3 separate regions of the Homo sapiens genome follow, and all the other regions are linked to region 1. The links are chromatin contacts, found by Hi-C or POLR2A ChIA-PET in ENCODE. All regions are on one chromosome and are shown on one strand. Each heading gives the region's core, a stretch centred on a gene start or an enhancer-like site at or near the end of the contact. The rest is flanking DNA. Distances are from core to core; before and after follow the strand shown. Region 1 holds the start of MRPL40 (mitochondrial ribosomal protein L40). Region 2 holds the start of THAP7 (THAP domain containing 7). Region 3 holds the start of CRKL (CRK like proto-oncogene, adaptor protein).

Region 1 (4,308 bases), core at 605-3,104:
ATACAAAAATTAGCTGGGTGTGGTGGTGCGCACCTGTAATCCCAGCTTCTCGGGAAGCTGAGGCAGGAGAATCACTTGAGCCTGGGAGGCGGAGGTTGCAGTAGGACAAGATCGCGCCACTGCACTCCAGCTTGGGTAACAGAGCGAGACTCTGTCTCAAAAAAAAAAAAAAAAAAAAAAAAGTACAAAAGCAACAAGAGGCATCAGGGTATAAAATCGGGAAGTGTTCCTCTTTATTGCTGGGATTCAGGTGTGCCTTGGGATTACACTCAAAAGTGAAAATACCAAACTGTTAGATTAGAAGCTTATTACTATTAAAATTGATTTGTGGACTGGGTGCGGTGGCTCAGGCCTGTAATCCCAGCACTTTGGGTGCTGAGGTGGGTGGATCACCTGAGATCAGGAGTTCGAGACCAGCCTGACCAACATCCAACATGGTGAAACCCCGTCTCTACTAAAAACACAAAAATTAGCCGGGCGTGGTAGTGGGCGCCTGTAATCCCAGCTACTTGGGAGGCTGAGGCAGGAGAATTAGTTTAACCCAGGAGGCGAAGGTTGCAGTGATCCGAGGTCACACCACTGCACTCCAGCCTGGGTGACACAGTGAGACTCCATCTCAAAAAAAAAAGAAAAATCAAATCCTTTACTATCAAGATTGACTGAATCAAGTATCTACAAAGAGTCGAGAGTGCCAGATGGAAATACCTTTAATACTTGCATCTTCCCCACACTCTCCAGGGCCTCCGAATGGGCAGGGAAGAGGAAGGGTCATGGAGAAACAGAAACTTAAGCTGTGTCCTTTAAAACACACAAGAATCCCTTCAAGGAGAATACTTACTTCTTGAGAAACTGCTCAAATTTTAAAAATTACAAACAACAATCTATGGTTTGGAAAATGTTGGAAAAACAGAAAAGCATCGGCCTAAATTTAACTGAGAAACTTTGTAGGCTGTTAATTTTGCAAACCACACATCCAGCATTCTTGCTTTGTTCTCTACACATAGACTGACACCTTTACCCCCAGAGGTCAGGCCCTCGATTGAGTTTTACCTCATGGGAATGAGTTCCCAGAAAGACAACAATGACGCTCGCTGGTGAGTCTCTCTAAGCTGCGTCTGCCAAGTTCCCAGAAGCCTGAAAGATACAAGAGTATGTATAAATATCTGCTTCTCCAGGCTAGGCGCGGTTGCTCACGTCTGTAATCCCAGCACTTTGGGAGGCCGAGGCGGGTGGATCGCGAGGTCAGGAGTTCAAGACCAGCCTGGCCAACATGGTGAAACCCCGTCTCTACTAAAAATACAAAAATTAGCCGGGCGTGGTGTTGGGCGCCTGTAATCCGAGCTACTCGGGAGGCCGGGGCAGAACTGCTTGAACCCGGGAGGCAGAGGTTGCAGTGAGCCGAAATCGCGCCACTGCACTCCAGCCTGGGCGACAGAGCGAGACTCTGTCTCAAATAAATAAATAAATATCTGATTCTCTCCCACTTCACAGGAAAATAAAAAATTGCAATGCTCCCAAACCCGGGGCACTTCTAACTACTTGATATGACAGCAAGGTCAACGTGGAAGGTTTTTCAAAATCTTTCGTTCAGACCACAGAGGACTTAAGCAGGACCGCTGCTCGCCAGGGTGCTCAGATTTTCATGCATAAGAGTCACGACCAGATGGCTCATCCCTGAGATATTCGTGGACTGGGAGGCGAGCAGGGAGCACAGGCGAGTCCTGGCGGACAGTCGCGAAGACCCCGCACGCGCCCTGGGCACTCCGCTATCCGGCCAGCGTCCGCACTCACCCGCTAGTCGGGCGCAGGGCTAGCGAGATACTTCGCAGCACGGAGGCCGTCATGGCTACCCTCGCCGCTTCCGGGCGTGCGCCCCTCCACAGTCCGGCCCGCGGTGCCCCCTGCTGAGGTCCGGCAGACCAGGCGCCCAGCGCTCAGGCGTTCCGGCTGCGTGGGCTGGGACGCGCCTGTCCCCGCCCCCGACGCAGCCCCGCCTAGGGTGTCAGCTGCGCACACACGAGGGCCTTGCGTTTCACGCGGCTCGGGGTCCTCCCTTCCGTCCCCGCCCTGTGCTGGGAGCGCGCCTCTGCAGCGGGCACAGTCTAGCCAGTCAGGCCCTAGCCGGTTGGTCGGTCTGCGCCCTCGCGCGGGCCTCGGCTCCGCAGTGCAGCCGGAGCGGCCGAGGGGGCGTCCCTCTGCTCCTCCGAGTCCAAATGTTCATGTCTAGGCAAACGGCCCCGATCTTCTAATAAACGCGTCCGCCCCAGCCTCCCCCACCAGGGTTGGCTCGTCCCCCGCATTCGTTCGAGTCCGAAGCCCGGATCGCATTCCGGCGCCGGCGCGGAGCCCGGCGCTCGCAAGATGCCCAATAGCGCGTGTTGATGAATGACGGAAGCTAGTTAATAAGTCGGACTCAGACTGGCGAGGCAGAGCTGGTGACGGGCGGTCCACGCCACCTGGGCCCCGCCTGCCTCTGCGGGCGGCCCGGGTTGCAACTGCAGGCCCCGCTCGCTGTCCGCCGTCCAGGCGAACCGCCCTTTCTGGGGCGCCCGCGCCCGGGCCCGACCCGAAGCCCCTGCCAGCGGAGGAGCCGGGGCGGCCCAGTCCGCGTGGGGAGCGGTTTCCCGCCGGGGCGATTTGGCAGGTGCGCGCCGTGACTTCCGGCGTTGCCCGGGAGCCGCCTGAGGAGGAGCGGCGCAGGGGATGCGGCTGTGGTGGCGGCGGCGGCGGCCGAGCGCGGGTGGCGGCTGTGGCGGCGGAGGGGGGCGCGGGCCGGCGATGGCGCGGCGGCCCTGAGGGCGCGGGGCGGGCGGCGGCCGGAGGGCGGGTGGCGCGGGAGGAAGCGGCGGCGGTGGCTCCATGGCCCGGGCGCGCTGAGGGACCCGGCGCTCGCCTCAGCCCGGCGGCGGCGGCGGCCGAACAATGAAGCTCCTGAAGCCGACCTGGGTCAACCACAATGGTGAGTGCGCGCAGGGGTCGCGGGAGGCCGAGCCCGGAGTCGGGTCGGGGTCTGGAGTCGAGTCGGGGCGCGCGCAAGTCCTGCCTGTCTCGCCCCTGACGCCCGGTACCCGGTGCCCAAGCCAAGAAGCCGGCGGGAGCGGACTTTGTCCTCAGCGCGGAGAGGCTGGTGAGCCCCAGCACGTGCTCCGGGTTGACCGCAGCGAGGGCCATCTTCGCCCCTGGCTCTTGCTCTGAGTCTTCCGCTGCCCACCTGTGGTCCTTGGAGGGGCCGCGGCCTGGCTCCCAGGAGCGGGCCTTGGTGCCAGCCAGTGCCTTCCACTGGTCTGCATCGCCCGAGAAGTGCTCAGACGGTCCTGAAGGTGAAACCGGGATGAAATCCCCCTTGTGGCCTTTCAGTGGCAGGATGAAGATCCGAAATCTGCAAGAGGGACTGTTACTGCCCCTCTGGATCTGGGGACAGTGCCCCCAGTTGGGGAATTGTGGTCCCTAAATAGGAGGGTTTGGGGGCCCCGGGCCCCCGCGAAGGATCCACGATTAATGCTGAGCTGGGACATCAGGGTGAACTAGGGTTGGGCAGATAGGGCACAGGTGTGTTCTAGCAGAGGGGCTTCTTAGCTCTGTGGCAGTGGCTCCAAAGCACACCCTTGGGGAACGGACTCATCCACCCCATATCTTGACTCTGATACAGAGAGGCTAGTGGTAATCAGTTTCGTCATAGTTCTGCCTTGTTGGCAGAACTGCTGCAGGAGTTGGTGTTTGCTCCCCGGGTAGATGAAAAAAGCGCGCCTCCCCCTCCCCCACCCCACTCTGCTGACAGCACTGTAGCACAGAAATCAACCCAGGGAGACTCCTCCAGCCCAGGGCCTGATTCTGGCCTGTCTGACTGTTGACAGGCAAAGGGTCACCCTGATGCTGTCTTGTTCCTCATTTCTACTTTGCAGTGCGACTACAGGGTGCTACCGTTTTCTTTAGGAGCGAGAATAGATATTTTAACATGTGGCTTTTTCGTTTTGAATTTGGTCCCAGGATGCTCTCTACTACCACAACTAAACTGAACTGATCATGTGTGTGTTCTCCTCCTGCCACCTCTCTCTCCTTCCATCTTGTGTGACATCTTTCCCATTTTTCAGGGACTAGGTTCACGTGTTTCTTTTGAAACTGTTCATCCTGAGTTACCCCGGTAGATGTGCTGTATCACTGTCTGTGTGTTTTGCCTGGCATGGAAGGTGTGAGGGTACTTTCCATATGCCCCCAGGGTAGGGACTGCCTCAGTCCCTTCTGTATGCCCTACTGCATTGAACAACCTCTTCCACATGATGGGTATGTGATAAATATTGGCTAAAACAG
Region 2 (4,308 bases), core at 860-3,359, 1.6 Mb before region 1:
TGCAGAAGACTGAAAAGCTGAAGTCCTCTTCTTCCCCAGAGCTGCTTCTGTCCTTTGAAAAACATTCTGTACATATTCAAGGCATATTAATCTCTTGTTATACAGGTGATGTTGACAGTGGCCAGCAGATATGTATGTCCCTTTCCTGTAGGTGACAGACCCAATTGCTGCACACAGGTGGTCACAGTAAACAGAAAGCTGGCAGCACTCCCACTTGGAAGGGCTGATAGGCTTGGCCTTAGAGTTGTGGGAGGACACTCCCTGATCAGGGTACGAACCCTTCTCTCTGCCCCTTCCAACTCCTGTGGAGTGTGTCTGTATCTAGTTGGTGCTAACTGCTACGTGCTTGGCAGGGCAAGGCAGGGTCACCACCTCAGCAGGCGTTTGTCCTCCTCCGGCATGATGCTACCCTAGCTGCCCAAGGTTCTAGCCTGTGTATGTTATTACATGGATTTTTTTACACATAAATACATAGACTTCAACTCACTTTTCTTTTTACAAAGTATACAATATACCTTGGATGTATTTATATCCCAAGACAGGGTTCTCATTCTTTTTCATGTGTTTTACTGTATGGGTAATATGGGTAATAATTTTTTTTTTTTTCTGAGACAGAGTCTCGCTCTGTAGCCCAGGCTGGAGTGCAGTGGCGAAATCTCAGCTCACTGAAATCTCCGTCTTCCGGGCTCCATCTTACATGCCCATAATCCCAGCTACTCAGGACGCTGAGGTAGGAGAATTGCTTGAACCTGGGAGACAAAGGTTGCAGTGAGCCGAGATTGCACCACTGCACTCCAGCCTGGGCAACAGAGCTAGACCCTGTCTCAACAACAACAACAAAGAAGGAGGAGAAGGAGGAAGAAGGAGAAGAAAAGAAAAAAAAAAGTCGTCAAAGGATATTAATTGTCGATAGATAACAGATAATGCCAAAAAATATAGAAGCAATTCTTAAAACACAGTGTTGGAACTGGTCCACAGCTCTGATTTTTAATGAGCTCCCATTTCTGAGGCCAATATAAACTTCATTCTATGCTGCCCATCTCTGACAGGTGGGCATTAACTACCAGCCCCCCACGGTGGTCCCTGTGGGAGACCTGGCCAAAGTGCAGCGGGCGGTGTGCATGCTGAGCAACACCACGGCCATCACGGAGGCCTGGGCCTGCCTGGACCATAAGTTCGGCCAAGTGCGCCTTAGTGCACTGGTACGTGGGGGAGGGCATGGCAGTGGGGGAATTCTCCGAGGCCCGCGAGGATCTGGCAGCTCTGGAGGATTATGAAGATGTGGGCATGGATTCCGTGGAAGCTGAGGCTGAAGAAGGCGAAGAATAGTGAGGGGAGGGTGCGGCAGGCAACCATCCCTCTGTATTCCCCACCATAACGCTAGGAGAGCTAATTACCTATTAAAATTTCCGTATTGCAAATTAGCCGGGCGTGGTGGCGGGCGCTTGTAGTCCCAGCTACTGTGGAGGGTGAGGCAGCCGAATGGCGTGAACCCGGGAGGCGGAGTTTGCAGTGAGCCGAGATCGCGCCACTGCACTCCAGCCTGGGCGACAGAGCGAGACTCCGGTCTCAGGAAAATAATAATAAAATAAAAAATAAAATTTCTGTATTGCGATACTGTCTTTCTCCTGTGTTGTACTTTGAGAGATTCCTCCTCCAGATAACCCTCCCTGAAGTCCACCTCCCCAGTACGAGAGTGAGTGCGGGCTCTGGTTTTTGTCGGGTTCTTTCGTGCAAGCGTCCCAGGCCCCGTTTTATTTCTTCCGTCAGAGGTCATTCCGAGGCGAGCTGCCGCCCCTGCGGCTTTCGAGGCTCCCAGGACACTGCCGCTTTCCGCTCCCGGGCCGCTCCCGAACGCTGGGGCCGCTCCATCGTGCCGGGGTGTTTACGGAGAAAAGTGAGGCCTGAGCGGACGAAAGAGAAGCCCACGTGGGCGACAATACTGGTAGTCCAGGGAGCTGGGACGACGCGGGCGCGTCAGAAACTCGCACGCTCGCGCCGCTTACTAACCCAGCTAGCTAGGACCTCGCCCCGCCCCGCCCCGGTGGCGGGGGCACCTCCGGCTCTCCAGTCTCTATGGTACCAACTTCCGGCGCGCGCTACCCCTCGCGAGACTTCGGCGGCGCAGCAATGGCCAGAGCGTGAGTGCCGCTGACAGAAGTCAAGAGAATCGGCTGGGACGGGGTTGGGGCGACAACGGGCCGGGGGGGACCCGACAGGCCAGAGCCCCTTGGGGAGGAGCGGCGGCTGGAGGCGCGAGGCTCCTCCGGATGCCCGGAGAGCCGCTTGCGACTTAACTCCCGCCTCTTTCCCAGATGCCGCGTCACTGCTCCGCCGCCGGCTGCTGCACACGGGACACGCGCGAGACGCGCAACCGCGGCATCTCCTTCCACAGGTCAGCGCGCGTGCGCCGCGGGCTCACGTGCGCATGCGCTAGTTGTTGCTCGCCTCGGGTCGCAACTGCGTAGAGGCTTCGCGCCTTTCTCAGATACTGAGGAGGCTTGAACCTGTGGGTGGGAGGTGAAGCGGAACGGTCCCGGCGGGACTGAATGCAGTCGGGAAGGGGAGGACGGGAAGTCTAGCCGGCTTGGACCCGCCCCACTCTGTTACCTGCCAGATGACGCTGAGGAAACTGCTTTTCTTCTCGAGGCCTCCGTTGCCTCGTCTGTGCCCGGGCGGTGGTGCTTACCCGGCGGGGTCGCAGGGAGGTCTCGTGGCGGCGCGTGTTGGGTCTGCGTTTCCCCTCTGGGGTGCTTGGGCAGCATGAGCCCAGGGCTGTGGACAGCCTGGTGCTCACGGGTTTGTGGCTCCACAGACTTCCCAAGAAGGACAACCCGAGGCGAGGCTTGTGGCTGGCCAACTGCCAGCGGCTGGACCCCAGCGGCCAGGGCCTGTGGGACCCGGCATCCGAGTACATCTACTTCTGCTCCAAACACTTTGAGGAGGACTGCTTTGAGCTGGTGGGAATCAGGTGGGCCTCCCTGCCGGCCGACGCTGGGGTAGGATGTGGGGCTCCCGGCGGACTGGGACAGCTGCAGGTCATGGAAGTCCCTTGAGCAGCCTGCGTCCAAGGGGGCTGTTTCCTGTTCCCAGCTCTGCACAGTGAAACCCACCCCCAGGATCACTGTGCCTGTGACACAAGGGGAAAACAGGAGCCTTTCCAGAGAGTATCTTTCAGAGCCCCAGTCTTGCCAGCAAGTCCACAAATCAAAGAATTCTTTCTGGCTGGTCAGCCCAGCTCGGCTTATGCAGGCTTTCCACACACCTGGACTGTGAGGAGTCCTGCGGGGAAGCGATTGGTGTAGCTGTAACTTGGCGTTCCCCAGACGTATTGTTTGCACGATGCCTTCCAGCATCCCACGGCGCTGCTGCTGGGGGCAGATTGGCCTGGGGAGGCAGCACTTGCTCTCCAGCTCATCTGGGTTGCTTTTCCCCGCAGTGGATATCACAGGCTAAAGGAGGGGGCAGTCCCCACCATATTTGAGTCTTTCTCCAAGTTGCGCCGGACAACCAAGACCAAAGGACACAGTTACCCACCTGGCCCCGCTGAAGTCAGCCGGCTCAGACGATGCAGGAAGCGGTATGTGATATGGGTGGGGGATGCCCCACTCCCACCCCTAGGCTGAGGGACTGGGCCCTAGGGGTGTCTGCCAGCAGTCTCGCTGGACAGGGTTCTTGCTACACAGAACCTGTGGATCGGGTTTGGGTGTTAAGGGTGGATCAGGTGGGCTGGTGGAGGGGGGTCTGGCAAGCCCTCAGCCTAGCCCATCAGTCTCTCTCTTCCCCCTTACCAGCTGCTCCGAGGGCCGAGGGCCCACAACTCCATTTTCTCCACCTCCACCTGCTGATGTCACCTGCTTTCCTGTGGAAGAGGCCTCAGCACCTGCCACTTTGCCGGCCTCCCCAGCTGGGAGGCTGGAGCCTGGCCTTAGCAGCCCCTTTTCAGACCTACTGGGCCCCTTGGGTGCCCAGGCAGATGAAGCAGGCTGCAGCGCCCAGCCTTCACCAGAGCGGCAGCCCTCCCCTCTCGAACCACGGCCAGTCTCCCCCTCAGCGTATATGCTGCGCCTGCCCCCACCCGCCGGAGCCTACATCCAGAATGAACACAGCTACCAGGTGGGCAGCGCCTTACTCTGGAAGCGGCGAGCCGAGGCAGCCCTTGATGCCCTTGACAAGGCCCAGCGCCAGCTGCAGGCCTGCAAGCGGCGGGAGCAGCGGCTGCGGTTGAGACTGACCAAGCTGCAGCAGGAGCGGGCACGGGAGAAGCGGGCACAGGCAGATGCCCGCCAGACTCTGAAGGAGCATGTG
Region 3 (4,308 bases), core at 1,809-4,308, 1.5 Mb before region 1:
AGTGGCGCGATCTCGGCTCACTGCAACCTCCGCCTCCCGGGTTCGAGCGATTCTCCTGCCTCAGCCTCCCGAGTAGCTGGGATTACAGGCACCCACCACTACGCCCAGCTAATTTTTTGTATTTTTAGCAGAGACGGGGTTTCACCATGTTGGCCAAGATGGTCTTGAACTCCTGACCTCGTGATTCGCCCGGCTTGGCTTCCCAAAGTGCTGGGATTACTGGCGTGAGCTACCACACCCGCCCATTAACTTGCTTTTTGAAACAGCTGTATTATTAGTACTCATGACCTCAACATAAGCATATGCATGGCTTAATGAATGCCTGGTATTAATTATATAATTCACGCTCACAAACGAGAGGAAGAATTTATTCAGTCATATTACAAATCTCACTACAGTGGGTTCTAAGATTCTCAACTCCTTAAATTGGAATTATATTGTGCTCAAAGTTGACTGCAACTACCAGCATCTGCCAGGAACCGCAGGTTTCACCAATCAGATTCTTGGTGTCCTGGTCTTTGTTATACAGTATTTGATTTATAATCACTTTCTCCCCACTTTTAAAGTCCATTTAGTTCAGTAGTTAATCTTGTAGTCATTATACTGTCATGGCTTTTTTTTTTCTATCTCTATCCCACTATGCAAACAGTTGGTGTCCTCAATTATAATAGCTTTTAATGTTTAAAGTTTAGAGTAATACCCGGTCGACAAATCCATAAAGTCATAAACATCTAACCCTGGAAAAACTGTATCAACACCCAGTCCTTTTAAAATAGATGTTTAAGAAACGAACTGGCCAGTTTGTTACTTTAAAAATTCTAGGCAACTTTTCAACTCAAATTTGGGATAATTTAAATAAAAGAAACCTCTGATAAAATCAGTGTTACAGGGCAAACACAACAATAAAAGCAAATCTCTGCTAAAACGCTTAAGGCAAATTAAAGCAACTAATCAATTAAAATAACGTATTTCACTTGGAAAAGAGAATGCTTGGTCACTTTGCGTTAATTTTAAAATAAGAAATACAAAATCATTAGACTTAACACAAAAAGCATGTCTGAAATTGAACTAGGATACAACTAAGTGTCATTCAAAAATTTTCCTTAATAACATTCTAGCCTAATTCCACCTTGGAAATTAACCAGACTGATCTCTGGCCTACTAATGGTCCTCGGGGAGAAAATATGCAATAAATTTTCCAAAAAATATCCTCGCTGAAGCCAATGCACCTTCTCTTATCTTTGTAATTAACGTACTATAAAAGTGGTGGTGTCTGGCCTGCTTCAAACTTGGCACCACAGTATCAATATACAGTTCTGATATTTTGGTTAAAGGTTTTTTTGTTTCTAAACGCTAAAGCATTTTCATTTTTTTGACTGTTCCAAAGGCTGCAGTCCTGGAGTTCTTAACCTGGAGTTCAGAGATCTGGAGGGAGTACAAGCACCCGGGATGGTGTGCAAACTTGTGTGTACGTGCCTTTGGCGGGGAGGGGTGGGGGTGGGGGTGGGGGTGGGGTGGTGAGTGCTCGGCTATCTTCAGATTCTCAAAGAAGTCTATGGCTTAAAAACGGTTTTTGGCCGGGTGTGGTGGCTCACGCCTGTAATCCCAGCATTTTGGGAGACCGAGGCAGGCGGATCACGAGGGCAAGAGATCGAGACCATCCAGGCCAACATGGTGAAACACCGTCTCTACTAAAAATACAAAAATTAGCTGGGTGTGGTGGCGTGAGCCAGTAGTCCCAGCTACTCGGGAGGCTAAGGCAGGAGAATCGCTTGAACCCGGGAGGCGGAGGTTGCAGTGAGCCGAGATCGCACCACTGCACTCCAGCCTGGCGACACAGCGAGACTCCGTCTCAAAAAAAAAAAAAAAAAAGAGGTTTTTAGAAAAACCAACAAATCCCTGCATCAGTATTACACCCAGAGAAAGTCACGAAAGGCAAAAAGCGTGCATTTTAACTATGCAACCACCGTTAAACATTCAAAACGCATCCTCTTCACATTGAGAAACAGCCTCGTGAGAGGGAAAAAAAAAAAACGCATCCTCTTATCCAGTGACCCAGATCCTGACACTAGCTTTCTGTTAGGAAGGCCTTCTGGAAAATAATTTGGTTCAGAATGCGGGGAATATGGGTTCAAGCGCGCCCCACCCCCCTATACAAGCACTCTTCGACAGACCCGGTTCTCGACCTTCCTCCGCGGTCGGGGAGGGCTCTCGCGTACCTGGGCGCAGGCTCGATGAGGGTGGTGGTGTCCAGGTAGTGGATCTTGTAAAACTCCAGCAGGGCCGGCAAATGGTCAAATTCCTGGTCCCCGATCTTAAAACGGCGGTTGGGCAGCGAGTTGATGATGTAGTGGGAGACCCGCGAGTTCTCGGACACCGACAGCACATAGTCCCCAGGGCAGGTGGAAGAATCGCGGACGAGGAACATACCGTGGCGCTGGCCCTGGAGCCGGGTCTGCGCCTCCTGGCGAGACACCGGCCCCATATACCAGGCGGAGCGGTCCGAGGAGTCGAACCTGGCGGAGGACATGGTGTTGGACCGGGGACTCTGCGGCGGTAGGGGCGGCGGCTGTCCTCGCCTGCTCTGCACGCCTTAGCCCGGCAGACGGCTTTGGGGCCGAGGAAGGGCCTCTCGCACACCTCGAGGAGCGCTCAGAGGGCTGGGCCAGCACTTTCCTCTCGGCTCCGGGCCCGCAGCATCCTCCGACGCCGCCCGCCTGCTCCGGGGCCGCCACACGGAGAGAGCCGCCCGGGAATGCACGGCAGAGCCGGGGGGTCGGGGCAGGCAAACCCGAGCCGCAGCGGAGGCCACCCCGGGGTTCTCGGGCTGCTCGGCGTCCCAGGGGTGCCTCCAGTGACTCCCGGCCTGGAACGCGCCGGCGCCGCAGCTCGACGGGTCTTCACCGACCCCCGCCGTCACACGAGGCACCGAACTCGAAGGAGCGTCGCGCCTCCGGGGTGCTTTTGCCCAGCTTGTTCCCAATAGCCACAGCAACAAAATGGCGGACGCGGGAGAAGCGGCAGCCACCTCCCCCTCCGCTCAGCGCGCTCCGTCTGCGCACGCGCTGGGCCCCGGCTCCCGGCGGCCGCCGGGGCCCTCCCGTTACGTCACACAGCGCAGCCAATCAGGAGCACCGTCGCGACGATCAGGGTGGGCGCTGGTCGCGCCCGCTCCCGCGTTCCAGGAGGAGGCTGAAGAGGCGCCGGCGGTAGGCACTCTCTTCCTGGGCCGCTGCGCGCCGCTGGGGGCGCTGCGGCTGCCGGGTCTCCCAGCGCTGGCAGGAAAACAGCTGGAGCCGAGAGGGAACCGCGTTTCGAAAACCTGCTTCTGGGAACAAAGCGTAACGTGCAGGCTGAATCGCGGGCCAGGGAGGCGTGGCACTGAGGCGACCTGGCCAGCCTAGGGGCCTGAGGGAGGTCAAGGACTGACAGGTCCCGATGGGCCGAGGTGGCCCAGTAAAAGGATGAGCCCAGGGGCAGATGTGACCACCAGATAGGTGACTGACTGAATGACTCAGTCCCCAGGTGGCCTGATAGGCTAAGGAAGCCCTAGTGGCTACGTGACCCGCTAAATGGAGTGAGAGGAGAGAGAAGGTGAGGGTTAGATTGACTCAATTAAGTGGTCAAGGAAGTCCACAAGTGGGTAACCTGGCTATCATGGGCTCTGAACTGCTGAAAGTAAAATACAAATGCCTCTCGGGCGTGGCCCCGAGGCTTCCCCTGCCCCGGATTATGCCTGCTTCTGCCTATTTATTAATCCCTATTTGTTTTTGTTTGTTTTCTTTCTTTCTTTCTTTCTTTCTTTCTTTCTTTCTTTCTTTCTTTCTTTTCTTTTTTCTTTTCTTTTCTTTCTCTCTCTCTCTCTCTTCCTTTCCTTTCCCTTTCCCTTTCCTTTCCCTTTCCCTTTCCTTTCCTTCTTTCGACGGAGTCTCGCTCTGTCACCAGGTTGGAGTGCAGGGGCGCGATCTCGGCTCACTGCAACCTCCGCCTCCCGGGTTCAAGCGATTCTCCTGCCTCAGCCTCCCGAGTAGCTGGGATTACAGCTGTCCGCCGCCATGCCCTGCTAATTTTTGTATTTTTAGTAGAAACGGGGTTTCACCATGTTGGCCAGGCTGGTCTCAAACTCCTGACCTCAGGTGATCTGCCTGCCTCAGCTTCCCAAAGTGCTAGGATTACAGGCGTGAGCCACCGTGCCCAGCCTGTTTGTTTTATTTTGTTTGTTTTTGAGACAGGTTCTCCTTCTGTCACCCAGGCTGGAGTGCAGTGGAACTATCATGGCTCACTGCAGCCTTGATTTCCCCATCTCAA

What was found. A loop is a pair of places that touch in the nucleus more often than their neighbours do. ChIA-PET counts read pairs that join two places held with the same protein, here RNA polymerase II (POLR2A). Pooled maps may share reads with other maps.
Region 2: a loop to region 1 is called in a map of CD8-positive, alpha-beta T cell, with 11 times the contacts of the local background. The contact joins the promoter of THAP7 here to the promoter of MRPL40 in region 1. A Hi-C loop is called at or near these places in 2 of 168 maps with a recorded cell type or tissue (CD8-positive, alpha-beta T cell and naive thymus-derived CD4-positive, alpha-beta T cell), 1 of 37 single-sample maps with no recorded cell type and 8 of 50 pooled maps.
Region 3: a loop to region 1 is called in a pooled map, with 15 times the contacts of the local background. The contact joins the promoter of CRKL here to the promoter of MRPL40 in region 1. A Hi-C loop is called at or near these places in 1 of 37 single-sample maps with no recorded cell type and 7 of 50 pooled maps. POLR2A ChIA-PET finds 5 or more read pairs at or near these places in 1 of 52 experiments (BJ).

Annotation. Positions count from the first base shown.
Region 1 is chr22:19,430,091-19,434,398 of GRCh38, reverse strand. MRPL40 (mitochondrial ribosomal protein L40) reads right to left here and starts at 1,854. Exons shown (of 4, transcript NM_003776.4): 1 at 1,792-1,854; 2 at 1,051-1,134. The coding sequence starts at 1,844. It overlaps HIRA (histone cell cycle regulator), which reads left to right and starts at 2,666. Exons shown (of 25, transcript NM_003325.4): 1 at 2,666-2,959. The coding sequence starts at 2,923. RefSeq lists silencers at 1,780-2,089, 2,380-2,779 and enhancers at 3,064-3,811, 3,760-3,829, 4,070-4,199.
Region 2 is chr22:20,999,919-21,004,226 of GRCh38, reverse strand. THAP7 (THAP domain containing 7) reads left to right here and starts at 2,109. Exons shown (of 4, transcript NM_030573.3): 1 at 2,109-2,395; 2 at 2,816-2,971; 3 at 3,440-3,580; 4 at 3,795-4,308. The coding sequence starts at 2,316. THAP7-AS1 (THAP7 antisense RNA 1) reads right to left here and starts at 2,305. Exons shown (of 2, transcript NR_027051.1): 1 at 1,398-2,305. RefSeq lists silencers at 1,114-1,504, 2,146-2,255, 2,276-2,445 and an enhancer at 3,046-3,255.
Region 3 is chr22:20,916,157-20,920,464 of GRCh38, reverse strand. CRKL (CRK like proto-oncogene, adaptor protein) reads right to left here and starts at 3,058. Exons shown (of 3, transcript NM_005207.4): 1 at 2,220-3,058. The coding sequence starts at 2,530. RefSeq lists an enhancer at 2,342-2,401 and a silencer at 2,692-3,141.